2 separate regions of the Homo sapiens genome follow, and region 2 is linked to region 1. A link is a loop called in an ENCODE intact Hi-C map of the cell type or tissue named here. Cell type or tissue: sigmoid colon. All regions are shown on one strand. Links, peaks and the distances in the headings refer to the core of each region. The heading gives the core; the rest is flanking DNA.

Evidence for each region. A loop is a pair of places that touch in the nucleus more often than their neighbours do. Peaks named below come from ENCODE experiments on the same cell type or tissue, not always from the same donor. Only the 100,000 strongest peaks of a DNase experiment are listed, where the experiment ranks them.
Region 2: it touches region 1 in a loop (3-fold over the local background); 2 of 110 quality-filtered maps call a loop at or near these places.

The regions. Positions count from the first base shown.
Region 1 is chr4:78,969,161-78,974,546 of GRCh38, forward strand. It overlaps LINC01088 (long intergenic non-protein coding RNA 1088), which reads left to right and starts at 2,588. Exons shown (of 6, transcript NR_038342.1): 1 at 2,588-2,716; 2 at 3,840-3,892. In sigmoid colon, for the core only: no CTCF peak of the experiment used is centred there; a DNase peak (open chromatin) is centred at 2,431.
Region 2 is chr4:79,029,797-79,035,182 of GRCh38, forward strand. All of the region lies in intron 2 of LINC01088 (long intergenic non-protein coding RNA 1088), which reads left to right. Among named protein-coding and RNA genes, the nearest start is that of LINC01088, 61 kb to the left of the region's middle. In sigmoid colon, for the core only: no CTCF peak of the experiment used is centred there; no DNase peak of the experiment used is centred there.

The sequences.
Region 1 (5,386 bases), core at 256-5,255:
ACTGAGCTAAAAAATAGTTGCTGTTGACTATTTTAGGTTCTTTGCATTTTCATATGTGTTTTGTCAATTTCTACAAAAGTCCTCCTGGGATTTTGATTGGAATTTGCTGGAATCTGTAGAATAATTTGGGAAGAAATGACATCTTTAAAATATTGAGTAATATTTTATATATTACTGGCTAATTAATATATCTATTTATTTTGTTTTTTCTTTATTTTTTCTCAACAATGTTTTAAGATTTCTGTTTATAGGTTTTCCACATCTTTTATGTACATTATCCCTATTTTATATATTTTTATGTTATCATTAGCGACATTTAAAACATTCAATTTCCAATAACTTGTTGCTAGTATATAGAAATTCAGTTGATTTTATATGCCAATCTTGTATCCCGAAATCTTGCTAAGCTTACTTATTAGTACAAGTAGCTTTGATTCTCGATTCCATCACATTTCTATACAAATGATCATATTGTCTGTGAATAAAGACAGTTTTATTTCTTCTTTTCTGATTTCTGTGCTTATTTATTTTTCTTTTCTTTTTTTATTGTACTAGCTGAAACTTCCAGGACAAAGTTGAATAGAAGTGTTGAGAGTAAAAATTCTTGTCTTGTTCTGGTCTTTTATCTTTCAGTATAATACATTTTCATAGGTGCTTTTTTTTGGTTGAGAAAATTCTCTTCAGTTTCTTTTTCACTGAGTCGTTTTATGAGGAATGGATGTTGGATTTTGCCAAATGGTTTGTTGTGCCTATTTTATGTGCCTATTATGTACATGTTGAATAATTTCTTTTTTCTTTTTTTTTTTTTTTTGAGACGGAGTCTCGTTCTGTCACCCAGGCTGGAGTGCAGTGGCATTATCTAGGCTCACTGCACACTCCACCTCCTGGGTTCATGCCATTCTCCTGCCTCAGCCTCCCGAGTAGCTGGGACTACAGGCGCCTGCCACCAGGCCTGGCTAATTTTTTGTATTTTTAGTAGAGATGGGGTTTCACCATGTTAGCCAGGATGGTCTCGAAATCCTGACCTTGTGATCCGCCTGCCTCAGCCTCCCAAAGTGCTGGGATTACAGGCGTGAGCCACCGCGCCCGGCCCTGAAGAATTTCTTTTAGCATTTCTTGTGTAGGTCTCCTGGAAAAAAAATCTGATTTGGGGAGAAGGGTATGAAAATGTCTTTATTTTTCATTTTTGTAGGATATAGGACTATGCTACAATTTTATGTAGAATCTATTTAGAATCCTATACAGAATTCCAGACTAACATGTTTCACTTTCAGCTCTTTAAAGATGTCATTCCATTGTTTTGGAGTAATTGTTTCTGAAGAGAAATTAGACATAATTTTTATCATTTTTTTCTTCCGTGTAATGTTTCTTTTTTCTCTGACTGCTTTTAAGATTTTTGTATCATCTTTGGCTATCAACAGAGTGAGTATGGTGTGCCTAGTTCTGTTTTTGTGTTTATCCTCTTTTGGGGTTACTATGATTCCTGATGCTGAGGTTTGATATTTTTAATCAATTTTGAGAAATTCTTGGCCATTATGTTTTCAAGGATTTCTTCTGACTCATTTTCTATCTCTCACAGATGCAATTACATATTTACTAGGCTACTTAATATTGTCCTAGAGATCATAGACTCAAGTTTTTCACTCATTCCCCCTTTTATTTATTTATTTATTTTTGGATAATTGACCTGTCCTCAGGTTTACTTCTGCTTTTTGCTGCTGCTAATAGGCTACTGTTGTGTTTTATGGCCTGTTAGACTCCTAATATGTATTCTCTTTTGATGACAGTGTATTTTAAAAACAAATTTTGACATTGCAGTTTGGTTTCTTTTCATACTTTTCATTACTCTGCTGAAATTCTCTATATATTCATGCATGCTCTCTACCTTTTCCACTGAATTATTTGACATATTTATCATAGTTATGCTGAAGTTACTCCCTGATAAATCTAACGTCTGTGCTTTCTAGAGTCTCAGCCTGTTGACTGTTTTCTCATTTGATTATTGCTCACATTTTTTCTCTTTGTGGGTCTCAAAATTTTTTACTCTATGTTGGATATTGTGAGAAAAATAGTAGAGATTGAGAAAATTAATATTTATTTACCCTAAAAAAGTGCATACTTTTTTTGTTAGACCTTTTCTTGGGAAAGTTGAGGAAATCTGTTGTATATTTGAGGTATGTGGGATTATTTCAGCTTTAGTTGGATTAGTTTACCACTGACTTCAAATGTTTTGAAAACAGAATAAGGTCTTTTCTATCACTAGGGCTTGTGATCTGAGCACTGGCAAGATTTCAGAGATCTCTGTGTGCTCCCAGACTGTTTTGGTTGCTAGGGAGTTCTTTTTCCTTTCCTGTTTCTGACTTTATTAATCTCAGGAGGTCTCTCTTCTTTTTGCTCTGCTGCTTCAAGCCTTTGGCATCCAGTGCCTTGTACTTAATGAAAGTTTGCAACACTCTGAGCAACTGTTCTCAGTTCTTCTGCCTTATTTCTGGCCTCCGTTGCAACTGTTTTGACCTAGTGAAGGCCTAGACTTTCTCAGACAGATTTCTTTTAACTCTTCTGCCCTGACTCCAGTCTTCACTGGGATGCTGCCTTGCACTTAGGGAAGGTTCACATGCCTCAAGGATCTCTCTCTCTCAGATTTCTTGACTTTCCCTCAGTCTTCAGTATAGTCCTCCTCTGTGCCTGGTGAAGACCTGTGGTAAAGTGCTGGCAGGTGAGTACAGCTTGATGGTGTGGATGGGTTCCTTGGGACTCCAGCATGTCAAGCTAGTTCACACACAGGTCTTAATAGTTGTCTAAGATTCATGTAGTTCCTCATTTTCTTTTCTGTGGTAGATTCTGTTTCCTGCTGCACCACCAGGGATGAAAAAATTCACTGGTCTCTTCTTTTATAGAACGGGATCATAACTATACAGATTTTAGTTAAGTTAGCTTTATTAGTATTCTCAGCTTTTTTAATGGGATAAAAAGCAATGATATTATGGATTATCTGACTTTTCCTTTAGTATTAGGTTTGCCCAATCATCTCCATGATTTCTAAATTCCAAACTTCTTGAATAAATAAAATTTAAAAGAAAACATTGTACTAAAGTCAAAAGAAGGGTTTTAAGGCATAGTTCTACTTTTTACTGTCCATGTATCCTTGGATAAACTACTTCTCTGAAATTGTATTGCTTGCTTTTTCAGCTTGTTGAGTCTTTCATAAATTTAAGGGTTGGAATATGTCTCTCAGACAGAAATTGATAGAGCTTTGCAAGTCTTCAGATGTATTCAAGTTTGGTAAACACTGGGTTAGGCCATGGATAAAAGATTGGTCTTTGTGTGTTCATAAGAAAACCTGGATAGGAAGCTCTTCTTCTTACAGAAAGCCTCGATTGAGAAGTAAAGCTGGGACTATTAGTCCGTGTTCTGCAGTGAAATAATGGTAGCCATGCATAGATTGATTTAAGATCTATGCATGTTAAGATACCTGTCTTAACACAGGTAATAGTCACATCAGGGAAAAGAGCAACAGGCAGAACTCTTGGCTTTGTGTAAGAGCCCAAGGAAAGGGCCTGAGAGAGTACACACTGTATCAAAGTGTAGTGTTAATGTGAGGTGTCGGGAAAAAGGTCTTGGGTGTGTGTGTGTCTGCATAATATATGTGTGGAAAACTCTCAGTGCTGGTCCTTTGAGATATGTCTGTGAAAACTCTTTCAATTAACAAAAATAACCAACATTAATTGAATACTTTTTATGTGCCAGTCACTGTTCCAAGTTCTCTACAAAAGGTAATTCTTTAGTCCTTATAGTAATACTGTAGTGGTGCTGATACTATTTTTATCTTCATTTTTCAGAGAGGAAGCTAAATCACGTAAAAATTAAGAAACAGCTCAGCGTTTCACAGCTAGTAAGTAACAGAGATGGGCTTGAGACCCAGATTGGCAGGATCCAGGTCTTGTGCTCATGACGACTCTGCTATGGTGCCTCCCTTGAAAGCATCTTAGTGCTTTCATTGTTGTTTTTGTTATTGTTATTCTTACTATTATTTTGTACCCCCTTGGTGGATAGTGGCTGTGAATTTGTAGTTGTTGGTGTGTTTCTTCTGGAGCGTAAGCTCCTTCCTCCTCTATTGTTAGCCAGAGTTTTTGTTACCTTTGAAATAATTGCTAAATCAACAAAACATCTGTTACATTGCTGCTGCTCGAATGGCTATCTTTTAGAATTAGCACTCTTCTTTCTGAATCTGATGCCACAGCCTTTTGAACTTAAGGTATTTGGATGTGTCAGTAAAGGGGCTGTGGTAGCTGTGGTGACAGCAACTCCAATGGTGGTGACCGTAGAGAATGTGGCAGAGCTGTGAATGAGATGAAGAGATTTAGTGATGGCAGAGGAAACTTTGGGATTTCACAACTTTCTTCCTCCAAAAACTATTTGAAAGCAGATATGAGGAGTGGGAAATACAGAAACAATTCCAGCCTTTGTGCACCTTACAGCATAATGAGTGATGCTCACAGCTGATAAATAATAATAGCAAATACCTGTATAGAACTTACTATGTACTGGACACTTTCCCAAATATTTTACATGCGTTATCTCACATGTTCCACTCAATAATCCCAGAAGATGGAACTCTGATCTCTAGTTTGCAGTTGAGGAAACTGAGGCAAAGCAAGGTTAAGGAGCTTGCTCAAGATCCCACAACCAGTAGGTGACAGAACTGATATTTGAACCTAGGAAGATTGGCTTGAGAATCTGACACTTAAACACTATCCTATTCTGCTAACAAATAATGAATCAGTTGGCAACTATGGTAAGAGCTACAGAGACAATGAGAAGATGAGGGGGATTGAGCTGAGTCTGGAGGGTTTGGGAAGACTTGCCTGATGAAGTGATGAGGAGTGATGAAAAAGTCAGCCAGGTGAAGGGGCTTGTGTATATGTACATGTGTGTGCCTGTGTTCCTCTGCCCATGCATGTGGCATGGTCAGGGAGACACATTTTTAGGACTTGTGTAACACATCTCTGTAAATAGCTTCAAAATAAAATATCAATTTGTGATTCTTGTAATGGAAATTTACTTCATACACAACTTTCAGGCACTGTTTTGTAGCATAATTCAAAGTGATGCTGTCTTTGTATACGGCTTTAAGACAGTTTTTGAGCACATATCTCTGCATGTCTGTGTCCTGCTTTGTGGGCAGTAAGAAGCTTGGGAATCCCGGAAAGCTGAATTCACATTCCAGCTTTTTAGCCGTGGTCATTGCTCAGTTATTTGGGGTTGTGTTCTCTGTTTGTTGATTAATAGAAAATGCATTAAAAGTGCATAAAATAGAAAAATTACCCCCAATCAGTGCAAACGTCCACATATCTGAAGGCTTCTGTTGCAGGTGCCTGGTAATCAT
Region 2 (5,386 bases), core at 250-5,249, 61 kb after region 1:
ATGTTGGTTTTAGCAGTAAATATATAAGTTATATTTAAAATGCTTTTCAAGTTAAATCCTATACTAAATCCATTGGGAGAATTTTCAATTAAAAAATAGTCCTCAAACAAGCTTATAAATATTATAATCTTAAAGGGAATATTCTCTAAATCCATTGGTTTTGGAAGTACCATTTCCATTTATTTTGAGTTTCTTTCAGCGGAATATTCTATAAATATGGTGATGAATATTTAAATGATGTAGATAAAGATTAACAGCATTAATACAAGATCCATCAGAAGGATAATATTAGTATTAATAAATTACTGCAGCAATTTTGTTATAAATTTTTAAAATGGGATTTTTGAGGTGTGGAATCTAAAAGTCTTCATCATGAGAAAAAGGTTTAGATTTTTAAATTTTTAATTTTTTTTACATTCCTTTATTATTTGAAAGCATTGTTTGCATTGTCCCTCCTACCCTTTAATAGCTGGCATTTGTTATGATTTGGTATCTGTCTGCAGTGTTTGTGCATGAGAAACTAATCAATAAACAGTTGACGAAGTCATCATGAAAAAGTGGTTGATGATGAATTGATTGCCATTACACAGGTATTATGTGCATTCTACCAGTTGACATTTTGAACTTCTCCCGTAATGCAGGTTGCTTTCTCTCATCTAGGAAACAGATCAAAGGCAGGCATTTCCAATTAAGCCTGGTAGGGTCCTGTACCTCCAAATTATAGGCTAACTTACTGTGTCTAACTATAACAGACATTTTGTTAGCAAATTTCTTTGAGCACACAAATATGCCCAATAAAGCAAATAGGAAAATATTAGAATTACTAGTAAAAATGTTCAGTGTGTTGAATTCTATCGCTGAACAGTTTATATTAATATTTTAGAGTCAGCTACTTTTTCCCCCTTTTCTTTCTAGAAGATACTTTAGCAGTAATAGCAAGACTAGGAATTCAAAGTGATAGGTTTGAAAAAACAAGCCAATGACGGCTGTCAATTAAAGAAATCATAAGAATTTTACACAAATATTGTAGGGAGGAATTCAAAATTGTAGTAATTAAAATGTTGCTGGGGAGACTGGTACCATAAACAAAGTCCACATAAATTTCATCAAATTGTATAATCAGAGATTGTTGCAAGGGGTGGATTGGACACTGAGCTTTTGTACGCAGAAAAGAAGTTTTATTTTACTTTTTGAAACTTTTCATTCTGTTGCATTTTTTTCCTGTTTGAATTTTATGTTGACAGTGAGCCAAATAATTCAGATTTATATCACTGTAATACTGACATAATGACAAAATATGAGATTATGGAAAGTGGGGCTCATAAATGAATTCCAGTTGTTTTACTTTCAGGCATTTTACAGAAACACAGATGAAGCATTGATAAACTAGAGAACAGCTGTTGTTTAGCCATCTTACACAATGTAGTTTTTCACTTTTTTTTTTTCTATTTTCATGAACATTTTTTTCTTGCCGGATTCTTCACTTTATGGTTATTATTAGCATCAGAGATACAAGACTGTTATGCACTCTAGATATCTTTGGCAAGTTAATACTTTTTGGAATGAACTTGTGAGAAGAATTCTTTAGTAGACTCATTGTTATATAGATTACACCTTTATTTTACATAACTTTCTGAACCGAGTTCCTTTGGTTCCAGTAATTTAAATTTAACCAACATATATTGAGAACCTATTCCTTCTCTTTCTGTACTTTGCAGTTTAGAGGTCAGTGTATATTGCTGCTTATAGTTTATAAGGAATATAGAGTCAGTAGAGCTCTTTGCAGTTTATAACTAATTTTCATTTGTATGTCATCTCATACTGTTGGTTATATATACACATAGATGAATGTCATGATCCCTACTCTTAAGATCCTTACAATCAAGTAGAAAGAGTAAACATAAATGACTTATTTATTATGGAACTTCAAAGTCACCCTAAATAAAGATTTGAAAAAGATTAAGTATAAATGTATTTCAAATTTGACACTTGCTTAAATTGATACATGGCCTTGCTTTTAGGCATTTGGAAAATTTTTATCTAAAGTGCTTTCTATTTTAGAATTTATACATCAGACACTTTGTATTAATAATGGAGATAATAATACCTAATGCTTATAGAACATATAATACTTTTTAAGGAGCTTTTAAATCTTCAATTTCATTTTATCCTCATTAATTTGATAATCTGCTGAGGTTCTTTTCTGTCCGTTGATTTGATTACAATTGCTACACAGCAAAAAGAGAAATGGAATCACACTATAATAGATCTTGAAGGAAATATAAAGACAATCTTACCTAATGCCTTTATTTTAAAACGAAACTGAGGTTAAGGCTGTTACTTGTCTTAGGTCACAATGCTAGTTAGGGGCAAATCTTTTGACATTAAATCAGTCATGTTTCTACCAAATCACTGCTTCTCTCCAGTATAGGCTTTTCAACACTTGTCCCCATGAGTTTAGGCATGAATTATCCAGTTTGATTCCTTATACTACCCAAATGGACAGCTGTTTGCTCTCTTTCCTTCTCTCCTTGTTTCTTTCTCTCTCTCCCCACTTCCACCCTCTCTCTTAATAACCACCCCTCTCCCTGCCTCCCTTCTTTCCTTCCTTTCTCTCCTTCCTTTTCTTCTTTCTTCTGTTTATCCAGATATTCAGTCATTCATCGTCACTGAACATTTATTGAATCTGTTTCATCTTTGCTTGCCAATGCACATGGCATCTGAGATTATGTGACCCTGATACCATAATGTCAGAATGCTTATTCCGAGTATTTGAATATTACTCTATTTCTAGAGCAGAGAAAGTAGGTTTATGAATGGAGATTGGGTCAGGGATGGAGAGGCAGAGGTGGGAGGGTCATGTGACACAAAGAGTTTGGGACCAGCCTGGGCAACATAAGAAGACCCTATCTCTACAAAAAAGAGAAAAATTGGCTGGGCATGGTGGTGCATGCCTGTAGTCCTAGCTACTTAGGAGGCTGAGGCAGGAGAATTGCTTGAGTCTAGGAACTTGAGATTACAGTGAGCTATGATCGTGCTACTCTGCTCCAGCCTGGGAGACAGAGAGAGAGTCCTGTCTCCATTAAAAAAAAAAAAAGAAAAAAAGAAAAAGAGATTGCATTTCTAACATTTCATTGAGGTCCTCAAGAAATTTTGTTGCTACCAGGGCATATTAACTCTGTCTACCTAAGACAATAAATACGAAAATACCTCTGATCCTTGGTTAATCTAATGCGATATTCTCTGTCTGGCAGGGATACCAACAGAATTTTGTTGTAGTCTCGTAGTAACCTTCAGAAAGTAAATATAACCCAAAAGCTATCACTGTGGTGGGATGGGGGCACTCTGGGCTCAGATCTCCAGTACATAAATGGTCCCAATTTGGGGGACCTATGTATTTAGGTCCCATGCTGGCAACAGTGAAGGGTGTTCACCATAAAACCTCAGTCTCTTATCTATCAGATCTCAAAACTATACTGTGTTTTAAAATTCTGTTACTTTCTTGTGACTAGCCCAGTCATATTATGTTGTATGTTATTCTGCTAAACGTGCTAATTTGTTAAATGTGTGCATTTTATAAATATGTTATAATTATTATTCCTCTACTTTGGCATTTTTTCCCATTTTAAAAAGTGCTTAGTTACTGAAAAAGACATGGCAAAGATTGTTTTGAACTCTGAGGTTCCATTTAATTTGTATTTAGCTATTCTTATATCCTGTTACAGATATATCTGTAAATTGGTCTCAACTGTTTCTTATGTTTAGATTCTGAGTTCTCATAGTTTCTTCCAAAAGATCCTCAGTAGGATAAATTATACCGCTGCTAGCTATGTTGAGGAGTATCTTATTTAATTTAAAAGCTTCCTCCTTTTGCTTTTGGTGAGATTCAGTCCTAGGTTTTCAAGGTATGGTGACTGAATCAGTGGTCATCTATTTATACCCTTCGTGATTTTATAAATTTGAGTGATACATCCCGTCTGCTCCGTAGTTACAGAATGAAATATAACTATGCCTCTCATTTCTTAGGTGTTCATCCCTGAAACTTCTGAAATATCATTAGGTTTATTCTGATGTTTTTTGATTCAGAGCCACAAACACTGTCCCAGAAATGAACAGACTATGGCTGTGGAGGAAAGTATTCTTTGCTAATTGCTCTTTTTCACTATGCAAAAGTAAATTAGCCAGGTTTTAGAAATTGCTGGATCCAAACCAATTTTAAAATGTTGTGAAACAATGAATCTTCTATAGTGTTTGAGTTTCAAAGTTAACACAGTTACAGCAGTAAGATGGTTGCTATAAAAATTCAAACCATGCAAAATATTCAAGGTAAAACGTAAAAGTTGCCCTGCATTCCCCAATATAACATTTTGTCATCAATAACTTGTTGGTAGTATTCCCATGCCTTTTTGCACATTGATATATGAAGTCTTGGCAGGTCTTATTGTTAAGCTATGCTTGACATTTGTTTTCTCAACATGATTTATTTGAAGATGGTCAAAATGAAGTATTGCATAAGGCAAGAATTTAGTTTTTTCTTTTGCCCAAAGGAACTTGTATTCGGTAATTGTTTTCTTCCAAACATGCTTTGAAGTCCTTGACTACAATAGCCAATGATGGAAACAGTAATAATGTAGTTAAACACGCCCCAAATTATGCAGCAAAAATCTTAGATTCTGGCACTTACTAGCCTCACTAGTGGTGTACCTTTGAGTAAATCATTTAATTGCCTTTTGTTCATTTCTGAGACTTTTTTCATTTCTGCGATTCTATTATTCTTTTACTAAGTGAAAAATATATGTGGATTTTTCAAGAAAGAAGATGAATATTTCACAAATAACTAAGAATACAAAATTTAGAAAATTTTTGCCTAAAACAAACATGTGACAAAAATAAATTAGAATAATTTTTAATGGGAAGAAGAGTTTAGTATTGACTATTGTGCAATAAAGTAGATAGCTTTATTTATTTATTTAGAGACAGGGTCTTCTCTGTCGCCCAGGCTGGAGTGCAGTGGCATGATCATGGCTCCCTGCAACCTTGACCCTCTTGAGTAGATGGGATTACAGGGGCATGCCACCACATCCAGATAATTATTTTTTTATTATTTTTTTTTTTTTACAGATGATGTCTTGCTATATTGTCTAGGTTGGTCTTGAACTCCTGACCTCAAGTGATCCTCCAGCCTCAACCTCCCAAAGTGCTAGGATTAAAGCTGTGAGCCACTGTGCCCTGATGGGAGATAGCTTTATGTTATGATCCAATGTAACACCTAGAATCATTACACTATAATGCTGGCCTTTAATATACTTTAGGTTTCTAAAAATAAAAACAAATGAAAATAATTTTCAAGAGACAAGTCCAAACATAACTGGAGAATTTGATTATG